Regions from separate parts of the Homo sapiens genome. Here region 2 is linked to region 1. A link is a loop called in an ENCODE intact Hi-C map of the cell type or tissue named here. Cell type or tissue: endothelial cell of umbilical vein. All regions are shown on one strand.

Evidence for each region. Hi-C counts contacts between places; a loop is a spot of excess contacts. Peaks named below come from ENCODE experiments on the same cell type or tissue, not always from the same donor. Only the 100,000 strongest peaks of a DNase experiment are listed, where the experiment ranks them.
Region 2: a loop joins it to region 1, with 2.9 times the contacts of the local background. A loop is called at or near these places in 8 of 110 quality-filtered maps.

What each region holds. Positions count from the first base shown.
Region 1 is chr11:88,533,003-88,541,002 of GRCh38, forward strand. All of the region lies in intron 8 of GRM5 (glutamate metabotropic receptor 5), which reads right to left. Among named protein-coding and RNA genes, the nearest start is that of GRM5-AS1, 32 kb to the left of the region's middle. In endothelial cell of umbilical vein, no CTCF peak of the experiment used is centred here; a DNase peak (open chromatin) is centred at 3,109; H3K27ac peaks cover 2,910 bases.
Region 2 is chr11:88,280,538-88,288,537 of GRCh38, forward strand. No RefSeq gene overlaps it. Among named protein-coding and RNA genes, the nearest start is that of CTSC, 53 kb to the right of the region's middle. In endothelial cell of umbilical vein, no CTCF peak of the experiment used is centred here; DNase peaks (open chromatin) are centred at 614 and 3,984.

The DNA.
Region 1 (8,000 bases):
TGCTTTGTCTGTTACTAAATTTCCCCAACCCAGACCAAACCCATTCCAACCTCCACCCAGCAAGCAGAATATCCTGTCAAAATAGAAATCTTTTCATATCATTCATCTGCTCAAAACGCTGTTAGTTACCCATTTCTCTGAGTAAATTATGAAATTTTTTATCATGGTTTACAAATCCCTACACTTACCTCCCACTCCCTGACTATCTCTCTGATCCCAAAAGTCACTTTTTCTCCCTTGCTCACATTGCTTCATCTACAATGATCTTCTTGTTGCTTGAAGACACCAGATATCCTCCCAGCATAGTGTCTTTGCTTTGGCCATTTCCTCTGCCTTTAATGCTTTCATTAAAAATATCCTCAAAGCTTACTTCTTTCAAATTTTTGCCTAAATGTCACTTTCTCAATACATCCTGCCAGACCACCCTATTTAAAAAGGCAACTACCACTCTACTCTTTCTGTTACCATTTCCTGCTTTTATCAGGAAAACTTATCTAAAATAATTTATATTTTACTTATTTATTTTATTTATTCTCTGTTTTCCCCCAGTGGAATCTGTGATAGAATGCAAGCTCTATGAAGGCATGGGTTCTGAACCGTATGCTTCACTGCTATCTTCCCAGTGCCTATGATAGTATAGGTAATAATATTTATTGAATGAGGTATGCATGAATGACTGACAAAAAGGAAAATTAAATTATAAATTTCCAGGAAATTTGCATAAGTAATGAGGAGCCAAATGTTAATCCCCAAGACAATGGGGAAAATGTCTCCAGAGCACGTCAGAGGTCTTCAGGCAGCCCCTTCCATCACAGATCTGGAGGCTTAGGAGGAAAAAGTGGTTTCGTGGGCCAGGCCTCGGGTCCCTGAGCTGTGTGCAGCCAGGGACTTGGTGCCCTGCATCCCAGCCACTCTAGTTATGGCTGAAATGGGTCAACATAGAACTCAGACTGTGGCTTCAGAGGATGCAAGCCCCAGGTCTTGGCAGCTTCCATGTGGTGTTGAGCCTGTGGGTACTCAGAAGTCAGGAATTGAGGTTCAGGAACCACCTAGATTTCAGAAGATGTATGAAAATGTCTGACGTCCAGGCAGAAGTTTGTTGCAGGAGTGGGGCTTTCATGGAGAACCTCTGCTAGGGCAGTGCAGAAGGGAAATGTGGGGTTGGAGTCCTCACACAGAGTCCTTACTGGGGCACTGCCTAGTGGAGCTGTAAGAAGAGGGCTGCTGTCCTCCAGACGCCAGAATGTAGATCCACTGACGACTTGCACTGTGTGCCTGGAAAAGCGGTAGACACTCAACACCAGCCTGTGAAAGCAGCTGAGAGGGAGGCTGTACTCTTCAAAGCCACACAGGTGGAGCTGCCTAAGACCATGGGAGGTCACCTCTTGCAGTAGCGTGACCTGGATGTGAGACATGAAGTCAAAGGAAGTTTAATATTTGACTGCCCTGGTGGATTTTGGACTTACATGGGACCTGTCACCCCTTTGTTTTGGCCAATTTCTCCCATCTGGAATGGCTGTATTTACCCAATTCCTGTACACCCGTTGTATCTAGGAAGTAACTAACTTGCTTTTGATTTTACAAGCACATAGGTGGAAAGGAGTTGCCTTGTCTTGGAAGAGACTTTGGACTGTGCACTTTTGAGTTAATGCTGAAATAATTTGAGACTTTAGGGGACTGTCAGGAAGGCATGATTGGTTTTGAAATGTGAAGTTATGAGATTTGGGAGGGGCTGGGGCAGAATAATATGGTTTGGCTCTGTTTCCCCACACAAATTTCATCTTCACTTGTACTCCCATGATTCCCATGTGTTGTGGGAGGGACCTTGTGGGAGATAATTGAATCATGGGGGCAGTTTCCCCTATACTGTTCTCATGGTAGTGAGTAAGTCTCACAAGAGCTGATGGTTTGATAAGGGGAAACTTGTTTTGCTTGGCTGTCATTCTCTCTTTGCCTGCTGCCATCCTTGTAAGATGGGACTTGCTTCTCCTTGCCTTCTGCCATGATTGTGAGGCTTCCCCAGCCATGTGGAACTGTAAATCCAATTAAACCTCTTTCTTTTGTAAATTGCACAGTCTCGGGTATGTCTTTATCAGCAGCATGAAAACGAACTAATACAGTTACATGGAAGATACTTATTTTTTTAAGATATTTGCCTTTCCTTTGCATTGTCACATTCTTCTTAACAAGCCATCCCATCCTTACCTTCACGATGTAGACACTGATTAGACTAAGATGATAATAGTAATTATCAGATTCACTTGCCACTTTACTCATCAGTTTTAGCCAATGATCATGGGAGAGAGTCTTCTGGAGACTTCTGAGAACGATTTCTTTAGTATTAATAAAACACTGGAAAACATAGTCTCTTTTTCTGTGGACAGTGGTCTGGATGTGATACCTGACAATGCTCCAACCATATGGCAGGCATGAGAGAAGCTAAGCCAACATTTCAAAAACTGTGGTCCAGTGATTCAGTGGTAGACTGGAAAGGTCGAAATAAGTAGGTCCTTGAGCCATTGTGTCCTTTGAGCTACTGAATTAGCCTTTTTAGTGTCAGAAATTCTTTTTATGTGAGATTAATTTGTTATCATTTAAGCCACTTTGAGTTAGGTTATAGACTTTCTGAGGCTGAAATCCTCCTATCTGCTATACTTGGTTTCATTAGTTTTTCTTCCAAAACTGAGTCTAAGAATTTCTGAAATTGTTATAGCATTTACTTAGGTTTGACTGTTTATAAATACTGTGTGTGTCTCTCTGTGTGTGTACACATGTGTGTGAGTGTATATATATGATGAATCTAAAGAAGTTACTACTAACAAATACTTTAGTGTTACTTAGATGTTTGTGTTCTTTTAAATAATGCTCCTTTCTGTATGTACCATTTATATAAAATAAGTGTGAGAGTTAATAAGTTAGATTTGTAAGGAGCAAAAAAGAGAGAGATCGATTGGGTAAAACAAAGTATTATTTTCTCAATAATCCACACTTAGAGAAAGCCTAAACAATTGGTCCTTATAATCATGGAAGAAACACCCTTGTTCATTTCCTGAAAGCTATGCTAGTTACAGTCATAACCAGTTACTGTGGGTTTAGTGTTACATTCTTAAACTGATTAGGTCATGGGAAATGATTCAGCTCATAGTACTGAAGCCTTATAACTACTCTGAAAACGCTTTTGTTCACATATATTGAAGAATTGGCATGGGCTTATACATATTTAACAAAAATTGTTTGCAATTATCTTTTGTGTAATTTGAATAAGAAGGTGTCACACACACAAAAAAGAAAATGAACCTCAGTGGGCTTATGTGCTTATTCCTTATTAGTCAGTGACAGATCCATATACAAGTAATCCTGGCTCAACTCAGTGATGATTTAGGAGTTCTTTCCAGCCACCATCTTCTTTGAGACCAGTTATAGCAAATTTTGGAGCCAGTTTTTATTTGTTAGCTCTCTCTTTCCCTTTGCCTCCCTGCCTTGAGACAGAATTTTTCTGACTTTAGTTTTTAATCTTGACTTTGCTGTAGTTATTGTATCCACTCCCCCTTTGTACCAACACAAAGCTTTATAACAGCTTTGAGCACATTCAATTCTGTTCCCATGTTGGTTCCTTGAACACCAGCCAAGACCTCAGCTTTTCGACCTCAGGTGAAATTTGGATCAAACATCTACCTCTAGATGATATCTTTAGTGATCACCCAGAAACACAGTTTATAATTTTAAAACATCTTAGGGAAAATATATGAGGTAGAATGCTGCACATTGCATCTTATTCTACAGATTTATTGCCACATTCCTTTTGGGACCATCCTAATTTTGGATCTTGGCAGTCATAAAGTGAAGAGAGAAACTATGGTGTAATATACTTTTGAATAGCATTCACATTATTATAGAAAAACTTTCCCTATATCATTTAATTTTCTTAACAAACTCAGGAATATAATTATCCCCATTCAGCAGATAAGGAAACTGGCTCAGAAAGCTTCACAATTTGGTCAAGACCCCATAGCTTGTAAGTCTCAGAAGTGCCACTAGAAACCAGATGTTTTACCTCCAAATCTCATGCTCTTCATTAACAACTTACTTTTTCTTTATTTCATGCTTAAAAACCCCTTATTTAAATAATCTGATGGCACATTTGAGAGACTGAAAAGGTCGTACATGAAGTTAATAGTGTATACTTAGTGGAGCTAGGCTTTGAGCACAATATACGCTTATTTTTTAAAAGGTCAAATTTGACTACATAATGGTCAAGTGGAATAAATCACCCTCTGGGCCCCTTGTTAACATGCAAACAGATTGGCATTTCTCTGGCTGGAGTTTTCCTAGACAGAAATACACCAAAAATCTGAAGGCTGTAAAAGAGGCATCACTAAGAAGAGCTGACAATCAGTTTCGATGTGTGGGATACAGTGTGATAGCAGAAGACAGACAGGGACGAGATGGTAGAATATTTTAACAACTTCAGAGTGTTACAAAGAGAGCTGAAGGAAAGCCCAAGTCAGCCTTCCAAGTCTAATTGATCAGAGGAAAATTCTAGATGAAGGCAGAAGGGAAGTCATTATGGATCTTTAGGTTAGAGGGAAACAGTGAAGCCAAATTTAAAAAGATCAATATTATGCAGTACTATTGCAAGGTAATTCCTTTCTTCAATATCATCTCTCAACCTTCTATCTATCTATATATGTAAATATATTGGAATGATTTACTAGATATTCCATCAGATCTTGTGGTCTCCGTGCGCAGAAAAACATCTTTTGCACAGACTTGAAATGTCAACTTGATTCCTTCAGATAAATCAGATTAAAAACAAAAACTGAGCATGATTAATAGCTCCAGAAACTAATGGCAAAGTGAAGATAAGCTGCAAAATGATTTGAGAAATTGCCAGGTAACATATTTCACTGTGTTCTGTGAAAATAATGGAAAGGTAAAAGCTGAAAAGTGGGGAAGCAATGCAAATAAGGAATTAAAAAGTAAAAAATCAGCTGTATTGACTTAGTAATTCTAGGAATTTATTCTAAGGAAACAATTCAACATAAGCTCAAAGGTTTCTGCACAAAGATTTTTTCCTTCAATGTTATAGAAAACAGAAAAAAAAAAAAACCTCAACAAAAAAGAACAAACCAACCACGGGAGAATAGTTTAATAAATTACAGCATAGCAATATTATGGAAATGTGTTAAATTTTGTATTGAGTAAAGCCTTTCATTTAGCTTCTGAAGAATTCCCAAAGGATGTATTTTAATCCTACTTATGATGAGAGCTTGTTTTCAGATATGAATCATCATAAGTCATTGCCATTTTATTGTGTACTTTCCTTCAACATTACTATTTGTTACACAATCAATAGAAATTCAGGAAGATACAGATTTCAAAACCAATCCTAAGGTGCTTTACAAGCTTTATACAACATCCTCAATAGGGAAAACTTTTCAGGGAGGAACAAAATGTTAACTATAAGAAGGGTCTCCATAGGAAACATTTCATTATGGCATTAATTAAAAGTTGCTAGTTTCTATCTTATAGGACTGAGGAATTTTCAGACAGATAACCTTACTATTTCTAAAGAGAGATAGGTAGTTTTCCAACAGAGATTTTTCCTCACATTTTTATACATGAACAATTGGAAATGCAGTGAAGTCAGATGAAGCTAGATAATAAATGTAATAAGAGCCATCACTTACTGAGCACTTGGAATGTTCCAGACACAATTCTAAGTCCCTGAATTTACTGATTTAATCATTACAACAGTCTTTTGAGTTAGGTACTATTATTATTCCTACTTTACAAATGAAGAACTAGGACACAGGAGATCAAGTGATTTGCCCAGGTTACTAGAATGGTCAACTGTGAGGTAAATTGCTTCTCACTAAAATGCTGGCTACAAATAGTAGCTGTGCCATTTGTTAAACCTAGTTCTGTCTTTAAATGGCCTAAGGGATACAGGTAACTGTACTATTTTTCAAACCTTATCATTTTTTTTCCCCATAATCTCCTTGGCTTGAGACACTGCCTATGCTTTTACTTGAGCCCTTTCTACCCTTTTGGATAGGAAGACTGATTCCTCTGTGATACTAACTTTGATTAAAATTTGCACCAGCAACTAAATTTTCTCAGTCTGGGGACTGATGGAGCTTAAACCTCAGTGGTGCTCGATGGAAGCAGATTTGCTCTAAAGCTGATGGAGTATCAGGGTCCCTCACTCACAGATGCCCCTGGCAAGGCCCTGTTTCTATTTTTGTATTCACATTTTGTAATCTTTTTCTTAAATAAAGCTCCCCAAGTGGAAGGAACTTTAGGTCTCACAAAGCCTGGATCTACTTGTTTACCAGAGTTTGCCTTTGACCCATAAGGGAATCATAAACTGTGTTTATGTTCATAGGGTTAGTTATGCTTTCTGAGTTACAATTTCTCCATATATACAATGGAAATATTGAGGATCAGGTAAGACAATTCATGTAAAATGCTTGATTTTATAGTTGTTTCATAATGTTCCTTTCATATCTGTCATTTTCTTCTGTACTAATAACTTCTATAACCAGGCAGGCTTCTCCCAGATAGCTCTGATACAAAATATTTGTCCTGTTTCCTCCACACACCCCCTAATACTTATGAAATAGTGCTTCCTCATACGAGACATAACCAATATAATCTCTATTAATTCTTTTAAGTTAATGCATCTTTGATTTTCTTACCTCCATCTGGACCTACCTCCATCTGGACCTACTTCCATCTGGATCTGTCTGCTCCCACATACCCTAATTTACGCTGCTGCGATTTAGGCTGGATTTGAAAATGATGTAGAGACAAATGATGCTCTTCTCTTTACTTGTCTCAGCCTGTCTCCCCTGTTAATCTGTATCAGGGCCTATTCTCTTCCTTCATACCAATTATTAACAAATTATAATTAAATATCTGCCTGACTACTAGTTTAGTAACTGTCTTTCTCACTACACCGTAAAGTTTATGGCTACCTGGGCACGTCTGTTCTTTTAACAAGCATCTAGGATAGGGCCTAGTATAGAGCAGCAACTCAACAAGTGAAATGGTAAAAGCAGGGACATTTATGAAATGCAAGGCAGTACTATTTATCTAAATCTAACTACATCAAAACTAGCCTCCCCCTTCTATCATACACAGAAGTTCATTCACCAGTTCTTGTCTCAACTAATTCATTCCGTTTGCCACCCTCCTTTCTTTCTCTAGCCTTCTTCCTTCACCTTTCTTGCCCTTTTAACCCCTCCTGTCCTATCTCAATGCATAAAACTTGTCTTTGTTTTCCTCATTCCTTTGTCTTTGGACAACTTAGAAACAAAAAAAGCTTTCTACATTTTTGCCAAGAAGCTTAGTTTCCATTTATTTCAGGATGTAAAATAACTGGATTTTCACAAGAACAAGATGAGATGGGGTGGAGGAAGGAGATTGGGATGTTTCTTTTGCCTATATACATGCGAGGGGTGAAGACTGAAGGGAGGGGAATCATGCTTACTTTTGATAGATGCAGCTGCCCACGAGTGGGAATGACACCCAGGGAGAGAGAAGCAGTTCTGGAAAGTCCTGGGCATGCAATTACAGGTAGCCAGTGTAAGTTGTGCACTTACATGGCCATCAAAAGAATCATCTCCACTTCATGACACGGGGAGGAGGGAACTCAAATCACAAGTCTATGACTAGAGATTACCTTTCCACTGCCTCTATTCTTCATCACATTGTCTTTATTTTTATTTCTATTTTTTATTTTTATTTTTTTGAGACAGAGTCTCGCTCTGTCATCCAGGCTGGAGTGCAGTGGCGTGATCGTGATCTCAGCTCACTGTAAGCTCTGCCTCCTGGGTTCACGCCATTCTCCTGCCTCAGCCTCCTGAGTAGCTGGGATTACAGGTGCCCACCACCACGCCTGGTTAATTTTTTTTTTGTATTTTTAGTAGAGATGGGGTTTCACCATGTTAGCCAGGATGGTCTCAATCTCCTGACCTTGTGATCCGCCCGCCTCG
Region 2 (8,000 bases), 250 kb before region 1:
ATTTGTAAACTACCAAGACCACCCTGTTTCATAATAGCCCAGTCATAGGTAGAATAATTACCTTTAAGAAGAATATAAAAGTACTAATGCTAAAGAAAGCAGAAATAATTCTCTAAGTCATTATTGGCTAAGAGTGTTGTATAATTTGCAGGTACATTTAAAGGAAGAATTACTAACTCAAGGCCTACTGCATTGCATTTCAGAAAATATACATTGAAAATAACGTGACATAATAGAGAATAGGTAAATGTCTGTAGCCATGGGCTCGAATACTGATTCTTCCAAATACCCTGAGCAAGGATCTTGGTCTACTGAACCTCAGTTTTCCTATCTGTAAAATGGGCTTTTAAAACCTGTTCTATTGACAGATTGTTTTGAAGAATAATACAAGTAATGCACTGCCATTCAAAAGGTAGTTATTTTATCTATTGTCATCGCTATTTAGACAGGCACAGTGTCTCAATATCAGGTTAATATAATGTCTTATTTTTGACATGTAAATGGCCATTAAGTGTTTTAAATCCTTCTTTAACTAAACAGGAGATTTGAAGATCAGCTTTTGAGTCCAGAGATTTGGGCAGAGGCCAAAATAATTCAGCTGCCAGCTACAAAGTACCACAGCAAGTGCCAAAAACGCTACTCATTTTTGAATGAGAAAAATATCTCTGCCAAACCAAATCTTAAGCGTTTTTATAGTTCTTTCCCGTATGTTCCTATAAAAAGGTCATTTTTTACATCTCATTTTTGAATGGAGCTGTCAGAATAACAACTTTCAACTGTCTCCCAAGCCTCAAAAATTGATCCAGTTAAAAAGAATTTGAGGATGGGAAGTATTTTTAGAGAATCCAGTGACTTGTGCTTTGAAGTCATGGACAGCACAGATTGAAATAAACACAAATAACTGACCTCTAGTTTGTACTTGGTCCATCCAGGTCTGCTTCTGGAGAGACAGCTCCCAAACAAACATTTCAGAACTCACAGCACCACCTTCTGGGGGTAGTATTTGGGGCAATATTTGAAATATTTGATAACCAGTCATGTTACAACTGACTAGAAAATACCATTTTCACTCTTATTTACACCTATTCCATGGCCAGATTAGAAAAACGAAGAGGAAGTTTGTTAAAGCAGGCCACACAATCTCTAAATTCCAGGCGGCTAGAATTTCACACGGTCTGGGGAGGAATTAGTGGTCTGAACTGATTGTGCAGGTCCCTGTCTCCACCAGGAGGAAGGGGCATCATTTTCCCATTCCCATATTGGCACTCTGTGAGCTAGCAGAAGCCCTTGGAGATTGAAATATTACAATAAATAGGTCTGAGTTTCTCAGAACTGCCATGAAACTTCTAATATGTGAAAATGTCTGGAAAGTTATAGAGTGGAACTGAAATATCTTCAAGGGATACAGCCTTCCAAATAGATAATGTTCAAAGAACAATTGATAGTGGTTACTGAAAACTAATACAACTGTTTTGAGTTTACATCCCCCATATCTGAGATTCCACACTAAACAACTTATATAGGGATTTTGCATATTATTCAAATAGAAAGCTAGATTGTTCACAACTGTCACTCAACTTCACATATTCTTACCAGCTAAGATTTTCCTGAGTTTAAATTTTTGTAGCCTGTATTGTGGAAATCACAGATTTATTGAATGTGCATTTTCAGAATCACTATCCATATCCATCTTGAAATATTTTTGAGCTATGGGAAACCAGGTGAGCATTTTAAGCAGGAATGTGGCATTGTCACCACTGGTGTGGTAAGGACTGGAAGAGAGCAAGACTGGGAGTAGGAAGGTATGTTAGGAAGCCATAGCGATGACATAGGTTACAGATCATGATAGGTTAAGACAGACATGTGGAGAGACAGATGTAATAGGTATTTAGAAATCAGAATTAATAGCAGCTCATGATTAATTGAATGTTGGGGTAAGGAAGATGAATAAATACGATAGTTTTCTGATTTTTGAAAAGTTGGTGAATGGAGATGCCATTAACTAAAAAGATGGAAATGAGCTGCCTTTGGGAATAGAAAGATGATGTATTCAGACTTGTGCATGTTGCATTTAGTAATAGGACTTGTGCCTTGTATCAGTGGAGAATGAGATACAGGGTTTAGAATTATAATAGGCAGCCTTTATGAGGACCCCCAGTGAAGTTACCTCCTGGTATATTCAGGCTTCATGTAACACTATCTCCTTCAGTAATGTGCTTCTGACCAACAGAATATGGAAACATTGAGGAGATGTCTCTTTCATGATTAGGTTACAAGAGATTATGAATCCTGTCTTGCAAGTACACTCTCTCTGTTGCTTTCATAGCTTGCACATTTTAATGAAGCAAACTGTTGTGTTATAGAGGCCCACATGGCAAGGTCCTGAGAGTGGCATCTGGTCAACAGACACCAAGAAACTGTCAACATAAAATAAACAAATTCAAAGTCTATTTTAAGAGAGTTTATTCAAGCACAAAGGTTAAGGACTGCAGCCCAGGAAACACTTCCAAATTGCCTTGGGAGTGCTCTGGAGAACAAAACAGATGCTCAAGTGTTTAAAGAAAAAAAAGATGAATCAGGGGAAGCAACAATTACAAAATTTTTTTGTCAAGAATTCTCATTGGTTCACAGAAATAACATTAGTTAGCAATTGGCTATACATTGTGGAACTATAGGGTATATGGCATTTTATGGCTACTTGGGATCAGTTAGTCTAGAGCCTGCAAAGCAAGTGGCTTGGAGAGATAGTGATTTAGCTCAAGAGGGAGTGAGATGTGACTGTTGCCACATGTTAAATGCTTTTCTGGGCCTGATTATTTAAGGGAGCTCACATGCCTAGAGGGAAAGTAAAGTTTAAGGAGGACCGGGAGACTGAAAAGAATATTGCAAAGAAATACAGATCTGAAATCTGGGAATTGCAAGGTTAAAGAAGGTGTGACCAAATAAATACCAACTGCTGAAAGACTGAAAACTATTTTCAGCAACAAGGTGGATTTTATCTTGATGTGAACAATTTCACATTAAGTGACCTGGCAGAAGGCAGATTTCAACAGACTGAGGAGAAAACACAAAGTGAGAAGGTAAAAGAAATTTCGTTGAAGACACTTAAATGTTAAGAAAAGTATAATGTGATATTTGCAGTAGGTGAAAAGTTGGTAGCTGATATGGTTTGCCTCTGCGTCCCCACCCAAATCTCACCTTGAATTGTAATAATCCCCATGTGTCAAGGGTGGGACGAAGTGGCGATAAGTAAATCATGGGGGCAGTTTCCCCCATATTGTTCTCATGATAGTGAGTGACTTCTCCTGACATCTGATGGCTTTATAAGGTGCTTCCCCCTTTGCTCTGCACTCATTCTCTCTTCTGCCGTCCTGTGAAGAGGTACCTTATGCCATGATTCTAAGTTTCCCCAGGCCTCCCCAGCCACGTGGAACTGTTGTCAATTACACCTCTTTTCTTTAAAAATTACTCCATCTTCACACCAGTGTGAGAACAGGCTCTTATAGTGGCTTTTTGGAGGAGAGAGAGACTTGAGCTTATTTATGTGATAAGGCCTCTTTGGTCATGCAAATTTTTATTACATTTTCTGTTATTTATACCATAGCTATTTTTCATAAGAAAAACAATAAAGGAAATAAGTACGCTTAATCATTCATAATCCTCTTGCCCTTTTGAAGGCACTAACATATCCATTTGCATTTTTCATAACAAAATACAGCATCATTTTTCCCACATATAACATAAGTACTTCTTAATGTTGTTATGTTAGTGCCATTGTTGTTTTTAATATTGTATAATATATTGTCAAGTTTGTGTACTATAAATGATCTATTTTCTACTTATTGGGCCTCTAGGTTGTTTCCAACTTTTTATAACTGTAAATGATGCTGTGATTAATTGTGCAAAGTTGCTCCAAAACAAAAACAGAGAAGCTTCCCATAAGAGTGTTTCCTGGATGTTTGCCAAAGTCAGTACTCTTCATGCCAAAGGGCTCTGAACTGAATTCAATAAAAGTTCATGCAAATACTGCTGGGACTATTCCTTTTTTTATTTTTTATTATTGAAAACTTCAAAAGCCCAGCAGATGGGTAGATCAAATATACAGAAAGAGATCACTGAATGTCCAGATTGACTTTAAACTTTCTGTGAAACCAAATGTATTCTGTGAACTTATTCTAGGTTGATATCTTTCTACCAACATCCTGAAGTACATTACATACAGCAGAGAGGGCCTCAATAATCTTTCTTCTTTTATTTATTTATTTTTTTATACAGGAAGGAATGTTGCTGTCCTTAATACCTCCCTTGCTAATGCACTTGCAAGAAAAATAATCCACTTCCCCTTGGAGGGCTGAGTGTGCTGCCAAAAAAAAAAAAAAAAAAAATTTGAGCTTATAGCATTTGTTGCAAATCTGCTAAACATTATGTTTGCCAAATTCTTCCTAAAAATTGCTATCACATTTCTGGGAAGACACTTGCTGAAAGGAAAAGCTTGTACTGCTTTAGTAGTGGTCAGCTGAAATTCAACCTCTTCAAAGTAGAGCTTGTCATCCATTGCCCACCACCTCCCTCCTGACTTAAATTCTAGGAGGCCACCCTTCTTTTATTTATTCTAGTTTAAGATGCTGAAGGTGTCTTCTTATTTCTCAGGACTTGTGCAATTACGATAGTTTCTTACAAAAGATAAGGAAGAACAAAAGAGATCAGGACCTGAAATATCAACAAACTCCTGGGAAAAGCACAGGAAGAACATCTTGAGGGAAGTATGGTTAAGAGCTATGGTGCTAGAACAGAGACCTGGATTCAAATCCCAAGAAAATGGATGACTTCCTTCGCTTGTCTTATTCCTTATGTGTAAAACAAAATCTATACCAGGAATTCAATGAGACGTTGTATGCAAAGAGCTTACCATACCACCTAGCACAAAGTAAGACCTTGATAAATGGCAGCTATCATTATTATTACCAATAAAGGCAAAACTAACTGGGTCAAAAATAAAGTATCCACTTGGTGAAGCTGCTGCAGGGGACAGTCAAGGTATAAAGAGGCAGCAGTCAGGTTCAAGGGGAGGGGCAGGGGGAAGATAATGTTTGCTCCTGGGTGTAGCAGGAGCACAATGATGGGGAATCCAGGTGCTGCACAAAATGCCCAATTCTTGACAGCATGTAGTGAGCATTTTAAAAAGTCTCTCCATTGGCAGAAGGAATCTAGTTCCCAGGTGGGATTTTACTGGTCAGAGTCTTGGCTCTAGAGACAATGATAGCATGAGTAAGACTACATCTCCACCCCAGAGAAACAGACAAAGGGCTGAGGACTGAGAGAGCCACTAAGGGTCAGGGAACAAATGGAGAGCTCAGTTTCCCAACAGGTCTGACCCCGGATGAGATTATGGCTCAAAGCTGAGTTACCTAACCGGTCTAGCCACCTGAATCTCACCTGCCAAGCCTTTTCAATGGTTCCTCCCAGCCTATAACTGAAAGAAAATTTTAAATAGTAACAATATTGGCATTTTGGAATGGCTACTGCCTAGGGGAAGAGGCACCCATACACATAAAAGTTTACTGCCAGTACTGGGGCTTACACATCTTCATAAGCCTAATGGAATTTTATGCAAATATGGGATAAGTAAGTGAACTTTTCTGGAGAAAGTATCCATAGTTTTCAGCAGTCTCAAAGCAGCTCATGACCCAGCAGGCATGAAGGATCAATGCTTTAAGTAAAGATGTTACAATCTACCTCTTTCCTTCTCATCTTTATTTTGATGAAATGTTGGGTGAGTTGAATGGTTTCATCTTCTATGGCAGAATTTTCCCACATGCTTGGGCCTTCAATTATCACAATAACTTCCCATTTGCTCCCCTCACTTTTTCTTATAAGGGTTTATCACAACTTCTGGTTCATTAAGACATTCTATTCTTATAAATTGTGGCCATGTATTTAATACATTTTATACCTTTTATAGTCATGTCAGTAGGTTCTGTTGGGTGGGGATTACTGCAGAATGGGGTCAATCTGTCACCTTGAAATTGAAGGGAAGTGTCTTAATCTTCTCTCATTGCTTCTATCTTCCCACAGTCTCTTGGCCTCCCATGCCTTTTACTACGCCTCTTGCTTTTTCAAAGCTCAGCTCAAGTTCCAGATTCTCTTTGGAAGCTTCTGGGATTACTTCAACCCTCAGAATTCTTTCCCTCTTCCAAAGTATATAACATTCATTTGGTGCTGGGAAAGTATATAAAGGAATTAGCATGTTGTAGACAGGACTTTTTCAACCTCAGGACTATTGACATTTTGGGCTGGTTAATTCTTCATGTGGAGGCTTGTCCTGTGCACTATAGAATATTTAGCTGTATATCTGGCCTCTATCAACTAGATGCAGTAGCACACTCCCATCCTCGCCCCAGTTATGACAACCCCAAATGTCTACCAACATTAGGGGCAAAATTACCTCTAGTTGAGAACCAGCGTTGAAGAATGATCCCCATGTATCAGGTAATGTACTAGATTATATAGCTTTTATTTCATGGGTATATCCTACTTTCCTACGTTTATCTTCCCTTTAATTCAGTTCACTCACTTATTTTTAATTTATTTTACATTGCGTCTTAACCTTTGCAAAACACTTTAAATCTTTTTTTAAAACAAGGCAAGTTATATGTAAACACTCGTTGCTTCTTTTAAACCTTGGCACAGCCCTTGAAAAAAGATATTAGCAACGCTGTTTAACAGGCAAAGACACTGACTACTAGAAATCTCTGTTCAATAACTGAACAAAGTCCAAATAACAAACATTGGTGGAGCAAAGACTCAATATCAGGATTTTCTGGTTCCAAAGACCATGACATTTTTGTGCCACAATGCTATTTTTAAAAATTGGTACACATTTGTGCATATTTATGGGGGTACATACGGTATTTTGATACATGCATAAAATGTGTCACAATCAAATCTAGGTATTTAGCATATACATAACCTATAACATTTATCATTTCTGTGTTGGGAACATTTCATATCTTCTCTCCTAGTTGTTTTGAAACATACAATATATTATTATTAAATATAGTTACCCTACTGTGCTATCAAACACTAGAACTTATTCCTTTCAACTGAATGCTTGTACCCATTAACCAACATCTCTTTATCCTCTCCCCCAATACCCTTCCAGCCTCTGTTAACCATTATCCTACTCTCTACCTCCATGGGATCCACTGTTTTACCTCCCACATATGAGTGAGAACATGCAATATTTGTTTTTCTGTGCTTGGCTTATTTCACTTAATATAATAACCACAGGTTCCATCAATGTTGCTGCAAATTGCAGGATTTCATTCTATTTTATGGCCCAATAGCATTCCATAGTGTGTATATATACCATGTTTTCTTTATTCATCCATTGATGGACAGCTGACTTAATTCCATATCTTGACTATTGTGAAGAGTGCTGCAATAAACATGGGAATGCAGATATCCTTTTGATATACTGATTTTTCTTTGGATAAATACCCATTGGTAGAATTTCTGGATCATGTGGTAGTTCTATTCTTAGTTTTTTGAGAAACTTCCATATTGTTTTCCATAATAGCTGTGCTAATTTACATTACCACCAAGAGTGCATAAGAGTTCCCTCTTCTCCACATTTTCACAAGTGTCTTTTTACTTTTCGTCTTTTTTATAATAGCCATTCTAACTGGAATGATGTCTCATTGTGATTTTCATTTCCCTAATCATTAGCGATGTTGAGCATTTCTTCATATACCTACTAGCCATTTGTATGTCTTCTTTTGAGAAACGTCTGTTTAGATACTTTGCTCACATTTTAAGGAGATTGTTTGGGTTTTTTGTACGTTTGTTTTTGTTTTTTGATGGTGAGTTGTCTGAGCTCCTTTTATATTCCAGATATTAGTCCCTTGTCGAATGAATCATTTGCAAATATTTTCTCCCATTCTACAGGTTGTCTCTTCCCTTTGTCGGTTGTTACCTTTGCCGTGCAGAAGCTTTTTAGT